Regions from separate parts of the Homo sapiens genome. Here region 1 is linked to region 2. A link is a loop called in an ENCODE intact Hi-C map of the cell type or tissue named here. Cell type or tissue: IMR-90. All regions are shown on one strand. Each heading gives the region's core, and the rest is flanking DNA. Links, peaks and the distances in the headings are about the cores only.

The links. Hi-C counts contacts between places; a loop is a spot of excess contacts. Peaks named below come from ENCODE experiments on the same cell type or tissue, not always from the same donor. Only the 100,000 strongest peaks of a DNase experiment are listed, where the experiment ranks them.
Region 1: a loop joins it to region 2, with 14 times the contacts of the local background. A loop is called at or near these places in 40 of 110 quality-filtered maps.

The regions. Positions count from the first base shown.
Region 1 is chr16:21,576,878-21,582,261 of GRCh38, forward strand. No RefSeq gene overlaps it. Among named protein-coding and RNA genes, the nearest start is that of METTL9, 20 kb to the right of the region's middle. In IMR-90, for the core only: no CTCF peak of the experiment used is centred there; no DNase peak of the experiment used is centred there; H3K27me3 peaks cover 1,177 bases.
Region 2 is chr16:22,692,035-22,697,418 of GRCh38, forward strand. No RefSeq gene overlaps it. Among named protein-coding and RNA genes, the nearest start is that of LINC02890, 81 kb to the left of the region's middle. In IMR-90, for the core only: no CTCF peak of the experiment used is centred there; a DNase peak (open chromatin) is centred at 3,087.

The DNA.
Region 1 (5,384 bases), core at 131-5,130, 1.1 Mb before region 2:
AAAAAAAAAAGTGAAAAGACTTTAAAAAAATAACAGGCAAGGTCGGGCACGGTGGCTCACGCCTGTAATCCCAGCACTTTGGGAAGCCGAGGCGGGCCTATCACAAGGTCAGGAGTTTGAGACCAGCCTGGCCAATTGGTGAAACCCCCTCTCTAATAAAAATACAAAAATTAGCTGGGCACTGTGGCAGGCGCCTATAGTCCCAGCTACTCCAGAGGCTGAGGTGGGAGAATCTCTTGGACCTGGGAGGCAGAGGTTGCAGCGAGCCGAGATCATGCCATTGCACTCCAGCCTAGCGACAGAGCGACACTCTGTCTAAAAAAAACAAAAACAGAAACAAACAAAAAACAGGCAAACGCACTAAGCAAAGTTGCAGTAACTGTATTCATAGTAGACAAAGTAGACTTCAGAAGAAGGAATGTTATCAATGATAAAGAGGAAGACCATATTATGAAAAATGGGTCAATTAATCAAGAAGATAAAATAATCCTAAACATGTATGTGCATAACAACAGAGCTTCAAAATTCATGAAGCAAAAGCTGATAGAAGAGAATGGAGAAATAGACAAATCCACAATTACAGGTGGAGATTTCAATACTTCTCTTTTAGAAATTAACAGAAAACACTGGGCAGGGTGGCTCACATCTGTAATCCCAGCACTTTGGGAGGCCGAGGTGGGATGATAGTGTGAGCTCAAGAGTTAGAGACCAGCTAGGGCAACATAGTGAGATCCTGTCTCTACTAAAAACAACAACAACAGCAACAACAAATTAGTCAGACATGGTGGCATGTGCCTATAGTCCCAGCTACTTGGGAGGCTGAGGCAAGAGAATCATTTGAGCCCAGGAGGTTGAGGCTGCAGTAAGCAGTGATCATGTCACTGCACTCCAACCTGGGCAACAGAGCAAGACCCTGTCTCAAAAAAAAAAAAAGAAAAAACCCCACAAAGACAAAACACCAAAATCAAACAAACAAAAAAATAAATCAACGGAACAAGTAGAGAGAAAACCAATAAGTATATAGAAGATGTAAGCAATACTCTAACAAAACTTGGACCAATTGACATTTATAGAACACACTGCCCAACCACAAGAGAATACATGTTCTTTTTCAGTCAAATGGAACATTTACCAAGATAGACCATCTTCTGGGAAATAAAGCAAACCATAACAAATGTAAAAGAATAGTAACCATATAAAGTATCTCCTTTGATCACGATGGAATTGAATTAGAAACCAATAAGAAATATACTTGGGAAATTCTCAAATATCTAGAAGTTTTAATATACACTTAGAAATAACTCATAAATCAAAGAGGAACTCACAAAGGAAATTAGAAAATGTTTTGAATTGAACAGAAGTAAAAACTTCTGTTCAAAATTCATGGGATGTAACAAAAACAGTGCACAGAGGGAAATGTTTGGCATAAAATGCTAATATTAGAAAAGGGTCTTGGCCAGGTGCAGTGGCTCATGCCTGTAATCCTAGCACTTTGGGAGGCCGAGGCAGGAGGATCACTTGAGCCCAGGAGTTTGAGACCAGCTTGGGAAACATGGCGAAACCACATCTCTACAAAAAATACAAAAATTAGCCGGACATGGCGGTGTGTGCCTGTAGTCTCAGCTACTTGGGAGACTGAGGTGGGAGGACCACCTGAGCCCGGGAAGGTCAAGGCTGCAGTGAGCTGTGATCATGCCACTGCATTGCAGCCTAGGTGACAGGCAAGACCCTGTGTGAAAAAAGAAAAAGAAGAAGCAAAACAAGAAGAAAGGGGCTCAAATCAATGATCTGTGCTTTTATTAAGAAGTTAGAAAAATGAGAAAAAGAGCAAATCAAACCCAATTTAAACAGAAGGAGGAAATAATAAGATCAGAAACCAATAACATTTAAAAAACAAAATCAATTATGCCAAAACTGTTTCTTTGAAAACACCAATAAAAGCGATAAACGTCTTGCTAGACTAGTCAAGAAAAAAAGAAGACATGAATTTCCAGTATCAGAAATGAAAAACAAGGCATCAGTCCAGATTCTGCAGATATATAAAGGATAATACGGAAATATTATGAAATCTTTATATCAATAAATCTGACAACTTAGATCTTTTCCAAGAAAACTCCAGACCCAGATGGTTTTACTGGTAAATTCTACCAAATATTTAAGAAAGAAATAATACCAATTTAACACAAACTCTTTCAGAAGATTGAAGAGAACACTTCCTAGTTCATCTTATCAGTATTACCCTGATACTTTAATCAAAGACATAAGAAAACATAGACCAGTATTCTTCATGAATATAGATACAAAAGTCTTCAACAGAATATCAGCAAATCTAATCTAGCTAATATGAAAAGGAAAATAAATACAACTAAATGGGGCTAATTGTGGAATGCAGTGTTGATTCAACACTCAATGTTGAAATCAATCAGTGTAATTTACCATATCAACAGAAAAAGAATAAAAGCCCCATGACCATCTTACGTGATGTAGGAAAAGCATTTGATGAAATGCAACATCCACTCACGCTAAAAACTGTCAGCCCACTAAGAGTAGAAGTGCAATTCCTCAACCTGACAAAGTCCTCTACGAAAAAATGTGTGGCTGATATCCTGCAGAGGTGATATTACTGAATGCTTCTGTCCTAAGATTGGGAAAAAGGCAAGGATGTTTGTTTTTTCTACTTCTATTACAAATTATACTGGAGATCCTAGCCAGTAAAATAAGACAAGAAAAATAGATTAAAGGCATACAAATTGGAAAGGAAGAAATAAAACTCTATTAGGAAATGTTTAGCAAAGTCACAAGATACAAGGTCAATATATAAAAATCAATTGTATTTCTATATACTGGGAATGAACAACTGGAAATTTATATTCGTTATTTATTTATTTGAGACGGAGTTTTGCTCTTGTTGCACAGGCAATGTCTGTCTGGGCAATTGTCGTGCAATGGCGTGATCTCGGCTCACTGCAACCTCTGCCTCCCGGGTTCGAGTGATTCTCCTGCCTCAGCCTCCCAAGTAGCTGGGATTATAGGCATGTGCCACCACACCCAGCTAATTTGTATTTTTAGTAGAGATGGGGTTTCTCTATATTGATCAGGCTGGTCTCGAACTCCCTACCTCAGGTGATCTGCCTGCCGAGACAGTATCTTGCTCTGCTACTCAGGCTGGAATGCAGTGGTGCAATCATAGCTCACTGCAGCCTCAATCTCCTGGGCTCAAGTAATCCTCCCACCTCAGCCTCGTGAGTAGCTGGGATTACAGGTGCATGCCACCATGCCCAGCTAATTAAAAAAAAATTTTTTTTTTGTAGAAATGGAGTCTCACTATGTTGCCCAGGCTGGTCTCAAACTCCTTGCCTCTGGCCAGGCGCGGTGGCTCATACCTGTAATCCCAACACTTTGGGAGGCCGAGGTGGGCAGATCATCTGAGACCAGTGGCTCAAGACCAGCCTGGCCAACATGGTGAAACTCTGTCTCTACTAAAAATACAAAAAAATTAGCAGGGAGTGTTGGTGCACGCCTGTAGTCCCAGCTACTCAGGAGGCTGAGGCAGAATTGCTTGAACCTAGGAGACTAAGGCTGCAGTGAGCCGAGATCATCCCACTGCACCCCGGCCTGGGCCACAGAGAGAGACTTAGTCCCTGCTCCAAGAAAAGAACAAAAATGAATCTCAACCCATACCTTGCACCAATGGATTTTAGACCTAAATGTAATATTTAAAACCATACATCTTTTAGAATAAAACATAGGAAAAAATCTTTGTGACTCTGGAATGAGAAAATTTTCTTAAATATGATACCCAATTGCAAATCATAAGTGAAAAAATTAGTAAGTTTGATTTCAAAATTTAAAACCTCTGATCTTTGAGAGACATGGTTAAGAAAATGAAAAATGTGAACCACAGACTGGAAGAAAATATTTACAAAACAAAATGCCTATTCGATAAAAACTTCTATGTAGAATATGTGAAGAACTGTCACAATTCAATTATAAAATGACAATCAACCTAACTTAAAAAATGGTGGTCTGGGCACAGTGGCTCTTGCCTGTAGTCCCAGTACTTTGGGAGGCTGAGGTGGGAGGATCACTTGAGGCTCAGAGTTCAAGACCAGCCTGGGCAATGTAGGGAGACATCATCTCTACAAAAAATTAACAATTAGCTAGGTATTGTGGCATACACCTGTAATCCCAGTGACTCAGGACGCTGAAGTGGGAGGACTACCTGAGCCCAGGAGTTCAAGGTTGCAGTGAGCTATGATGATCATGTCACAGAACTCCAGCCTGGGTGACAGAGGAAGATCTAGTCAAAAAAATAATAATAATAAAAATAAAGGCAAAGTTTGTAATTAGGCTTTGTTTCCCTACCCAAATCTCATCTTGAATTGTAATCCCCATAATCCCCATGTGTCAAGGGCAGACTAGGTGGAGGTATTTGGATCATGAGGACAGTTTCCCCTATACGGTTCTCATGATAGTGAGTGAGTCTCAGGAGATCCGCTGGTTTTATAACCATCTGGCATTCCCTGTGCTTGCACTCACTCCATCCTGCTGCCCTGTGAAGAAGGTGCCTACTTCTCCTTTGCCTTCTGCCATGATTGTAAGTTTCCTAAGGCCTCCCCAGCAATGTGGAACTGTGAGTCAATTAAACTTTTTCCTTTATAAGTGACCCAGTCTCGGGTATTTCTTCATAGCAGTGTGAGACCCAACTAATACAGTTTGTATTCCATGGATGACTTGAAAAAACAAAATAAAAATGGGCAAAGATTTGAACAGACACTTCACCAAAGAAGATATACAAATGGAAAGTAAGTCCATGAAAAGATGCTCAACATTATTGGTCATTAGGAAAATGTAAATTAAAGCCCTAATGAGTCACCCGTACATAACAATTAGAATAGCTAAAATAAAAACTGAATACCAAGTGCTGACAAAGGATGTGGAGCATCCAGAACTCTCATACATTCTTGGTAGGAATTAAAATGATACATCTACTTTAAAAAACAGTTTGGCAGTTTCTTTTAAAGTTAAATATACAGCTGACATATGATCCAGAAATCCCACTGCTAGCTTTTTTCCCAAGAGAAACAAAAACTTATGGCCGGGCGTGGTGGCTCACGCCTGTATTCCCATTTGAGATCAGCCTGGCCAACACGGTGAAACCCTGTCTCTACTCAAAATACAAAAATTAGCCAGGCCTGGTGGCGCATGCCTGTAGTCCCAGCTACTAGGGAGGCTGAGGCAGGAGAACAGCTTGAACCTGCGAGGCAGAGGTTGCAGTGAGCCGAGATCGTGCCACTGCACTCCAGCCTGGGTGACAGAGCGAGTCTCCGTCTCAAAAACAAACAAACAAACTAACTAACTAACAAAAACAAATGGAACAGAAT
Region 2 (5,384 bases), core at 134-5,133:
AATTCAAACTAGTAAAATAACTTTGAGGGCCAAAGAAGCATGTGTGCTGGCCATATTCTCCAAGGGATGCCAGCTTGTGACCTCTGACCTAAAAATGACTTCTAAAGAGTGCAGCTTCTCAAATAAATCAAGTATGTATTGTACATGACAGTCTTTTGAAAGTTCAGAGGTTTTTGCAAAGCATGCAAGATTTTCCATTACTTGGTTGTCTCTACTGTCAGCTACACTCAACCACAAATATTTAATTGCTGTTTCATCTTCTGTACTTTGGCATGTATCTGTTCTCTTTGCTTTGACTATCCATTCCCCTTCATCCGTCTAGCTAGCTTTGATTCATCCTTCAAGATGCAAACCAAATTTCACCTCCTCTGTGAATATTTTCTGGTTTCCCTCCATTACAGTTGCCCACTAGTGCAATTCTCCACCCTGGGCCATGTTGTGCTGGAATCATTTGTTTATATCATTGTTTCCCCTATAAATGCTCAGACGTCAGGGACCAAGTCTTATTCCTAACATCTAGGAAGTGTTAGGCACAGAGTAGATGCACTCACTAACTATTGCAGCATAACCAATCACTCCACAACTTAGCAGCTTGAAACAGCAAACATTTATTGTCTCAGTTTCTGTGGGTTAGGAATTTGGGCATGGCTTTCCTGTGTATCTCTGGCTTGAGGTTGCTTACCAGGTTGCAGTCAGACCTCAAAGTCTCTTACCAGGTTGCAGTCAGAGTACATGCTGGAGCTGTGGTCTCATGTGAAGTCTCAGCTGGGGAGAATCTGCTTCTAGGCTCCCTCCCATGGTTTTTGGAAGGTTTCAGTTATTTGTAGGCTGTTGGAGCTAAGGGTCTAGGGTCTCGGTTTCTTGCTGACTGCTGGCCAGAGGACTTCCTCAGTTCTTTGTCACTGGGATCCTTGGACAGCTCACAACATGGCAGCTGGCTTCCCTTGGAGTGAGAGTGAGAGAGTGCTCCAGACGGAAGATGCCATCTCTTTGTAATCTAATTCCAGAAGTGACATCTCTCCTCTTCTGCATTCTGCTTGCTAGAAGTCGGCCACTAAATAAAGCCCACACACAAGCGGGGAGGGAATTACACAAGAGTGGGGCTACCAGGAGGCAGGGAGTATTGAGGTCATCCAAGAAGCTGCGTACCGAAATGCCCTGCTTATAGTTATGTGCTGTGGTTACTCAGCCTTGGGATTCAGATTGCCCAGGTTCAAATCTTAGTCCTGTCACTCTGTGAAAGTTTACTTACCTGTAATGGGCATCAAGGGCTTCTTGACCCATAGAATTGATATGGGGACTGTGTTTAACAGAATGCCTGCTTGCCTCTAAAAAGGTGACCTATGATTAATGTTGTTTTAAGAAATGATGATGATGATTTTTTTTTTTTGAGATAGGTTCTCTCTCTGTCACCCAGGCTGGGGTGCAGTGCCATGAACATGACTCACTGCAGCCTGGACCTTCTGGACTTAAGTGGCCTCCTGAGTAGCTGGGACCACACGTGAATGCCACCATGCTTGGGTAATTTTTAAAATTTTTGTAAAGAGAGGGTCTCACCATGTTGCCCAGGCTGATCTTGAACTCCTGGGCTCAAGGAATCCTCCTGCCTTGGGCTCCCTAAGAGTTGGGATTACAGGTGTGAGCCACCGTGTCTGGCCAAAGTAATGATTATTGAATGTATCATAGGTATCTAGGTAAGAGAGTGACCATACGAAAAAATGGAAGAAGCATGACTGGTTATATGCTCAGTTCTCTGAATCACCCCCTCCGACTCAAGTTCCTCATTTCTAGATTTTTTCCTTCCTATAAATTAGCTTGATCTTTCCCTGGTATGACTCCTACAACTCTGCCCCGGCCTCCAAGTCTAAGTGAGCTCTCCCTATTGTGCTCAAATCCTGTCCTTTTCCCACACCAGATCATTTTAACCCTTGCCATTCTTCAAGCCAACAATTCTCCCAACAATTTATTTCTTCCGCTCCCACCACTCCAGTGCTCAGTCAGTGAGTGATTCTGGGAAGAGTGGTCTGGCTGGGTTGGATGGCCAGGTCTATTTCAAGTTCATCTCAGCTGTCTGGTCATTTTTTATTTAAAAAAAAAAAAAGCTTTGGGAAGTAGTCTATTTAAACACACGTAAGCAGCTGTTCCTCCCTTTCCACCTGCTTTCATCCCTTTCTCAGCAGATGGGATCATCATCTATTTTATTGAAATAACAATAATACCCCCAAGTTTTGTTTTGTTTCATTTTGTTTTTATGAGACGGACTCTTACTCTGTCTCCCAGGCTGAAGTGCAGTGGCACGATCTTGGCTCACTGCAACCTCTGCCTCCTGGGTTCAAACGATTCTCCTGGCTCAGCCTCCTGAGTAGCTGGGATTACAGATTTGCGCCACCATGCCTGGCTAATTTTTGTATTTTTAGTAGAGATGGGGTTTCACCATGTTGCCCAGGCTGGTCTTGAACTCCCGACCTTAAGTGATCCACCAGCCTTGGCCTCCCAAAGTGCTGGGATTACAGGCATGAGCCACTGTGCCCCGCAAATACCCCCAAGTTTACTGACCTCTTAACTATGTTAGATGCCAATCTAAGCCCCTTTAATGGATTATCTCCATTGTCACAATAACTCCTACGAAGATAGTACTGGGACTATCCTATTTTACATATAAGGAAAGTTAGGCTCAGAGATATGGAATGATTGACAAATGTCCAACAGTAGAGCTGAGATGTGAATCCATGTTAACCTGATCCCCAAATTGAAGCTCTTACCCACTTTTACTGAAAAGCCGTTTGGATTCTTTAGTCCACCTACTTTCTATCTCTGCTTAATGGGCTGCAAGATGCCCATTTCACTGAACTTGTTTCTCCTAAGGACCTGCAGGCTGCTTTGCTGAATGCTCCTCCTCCGCCTTGATCCTGCTTTGGCATTCCAAACTGCTGGGTTTGTGATCCTTTTTGGATCTCTTCACTAGTTTATGGGGCTCTGCATGCTCTTGGCTCTCCAACAACCACTAGAACTTCTTACTGACCGGCTGTTTTCATTCCATCCCTTAAATGTCAGCATGTTCTGAGGTTCTGTCTCAGCCTTCCTTGCAGGCTACACATTCTCCCTGGGTGACCTCATGTCCTCTCGTAGCTCCAGAATCGTTGCTTCTTAAATAATCTCTCTGTTAATTTTTTAGTCCCTGCTTTTATTTGAAGCTTCTGATCTGCCTTTCTAACCAGTGGGTGTTCTGGGAGTGCTTCAAAATCAGCTTGACTCAACTCAATGTCATCTTTCCCGAAATACTCTCTTCACCCGTGTTCCTTAGCCTAGTAGTAAAAACAGTCTACCCAGTCTGGACTTTAGTTAACAAATTCTGTTTATTTCTCCAAAGCAGTACCAGCGATTATTCCTCTGGAAAGACCTCTGTCTCAGCTCAATTTTCCTCTACCATTTGACTGGACTATTGCAATAATTTCCTAAGGGTCTCTCTGTCTTCAGAATCCTCACTGCTATCCATCTCCAAAGACATAGACCTATTTATGTTATTTGGCATCTTGAATTTTTCCTGCTATATATTTCATAAATACCAGATTTCTTGGACTAGCATTCCATGACCTTCTCATATTGCCCACACTGACTTTGCTAAGTTTATTTAATTATTAAAAGTACTATGTGGGGCTGGGCGCAGTGGCTCACTCCTATAATACCAGCACTTTGGGAGGCTGACGCTGGAGGATTACTGGAGCCAGGAGTTTGAGACCAGCCTGGGCAATATGGAGAAACCTTGTCTCTACGAAGAAAAATGCAAAAATTAGCTGGATGCGGTGGCACGCCTGTAGTCCCAGCTACTTAGGAGGCTGAGGTGGGAGGATCGCTTGAGCCCAGGATATGGAGGATGCAGTGAGCTGTGACTGCACCACTGCACTACAGCCTGGGCAACAGAGCGAGATCCTGTATCAAAGTCCCAGCTACTTAGGAGGCTGAGGTGGGAGGATCGCTTGAGCCCAGGATATGGAGGATGCAGTGAGCTGTGACTGCACCACTGCACTACAGCCTGGGCAACAGAGCGAGATCCTGTATCAAAAAAATAAATAAATAAAATAAAAAGTACTATGTGATAATTACTGATAGAAAAGCTCTTCATTTTTATAGGTTTATCTTACAACCATACAGCATCTGAAATTTCTACTTTAAGTGGTAGATATAATGGATCACAGTGATAGATTCTCCTGCATCAGCCTCCCAAGTAGCTGGAATTACAGGTGCCCACCATGATGCCCAGCTATGATGTTAAGCCATTCTTGTGCTCCTAATATAAGTGTATTATTCTTTTGATGAACTGATGAGCTTAATTTTCTAATATTTATTTACAAATGTGTATCTGTATTCATAAATGAATTTGTCTGTGGCTTTCTGTTTTTGTGCTTTCTTCATCAGGCTTAACTAATAAGGTGATTCTAATTTCATAAAAGTAGTAATATCAAATATGTATGCATGTGGGCCTTAATAGGCACCAGACACTGTTCTAAGCAGTTGATAGTTATAAACTCACTTAATCTTCACAACAATCTCCATGAAGTAGAGTTTCCTCGTCATTTAACAGAGAAGGGAGTGGAGAAAGGAAGAGAATAAATAACTTGCCCAAGGTCACACAGCCAGTAAGTATTATAGCCATGACTTGAACAAGGCAGAATGGTTCTAAGAGCTTTGTGCAAAGTGCTTTGCTAACTTCTTCGAAGTCATAGTCAACTTGGGGAGTTTCATTTTTTTCTGTAGTCTAAGATACTTTAATAATATAGGAAGAATTATCTTTTTTTTAAGGCTTGGTAAACTTGGATGTAAATCTATGCAAGTGTGGTGATTTTTAAAATGGTAGATCTTGACCTTTCCAATCGTTCATGTTATTGATCTGTTTAGGTTTTCTTCTTCTTTGGTCAATTACTTAAGTTTTAATTTTGTTAGACTTTCTTCAATTTCCCTTTGATATTTAAATCTGTTGCCATGGCCTTGCACAGATTTGAAGATATTGCTCCATTGTTTTCCAGTTAATATTTGTTGTTAATTAAAAATGTGATGCCAATCAGATTATTGTCTCCCCTATACTTTCTATATTGATTTCTTTCTTTTTCTTTCTAATTCTTTTTTTTCTCTCTCTCTCTTTTTAGTAGAGTTTCTCTGTGTTGCCCAGGCTGGAGTGCAGTGGCGTGATCTTGGCTCACTGCAACCTCCACCTCCCAGGTTCAAGCAATTCTCCTACCTCAGCCTCCCTAGTAGCTGGGATTACAGGTGTGTGCCACCATGCTTGGGTAATTTTTGTATTTTGTATTTTTTTTTTTAATGGAGTCTAGCTCTGTTGCCCAGGCTGGAGAGCAGTGGTGTGGTCTCGGCTCACTGCAACCTCTGCC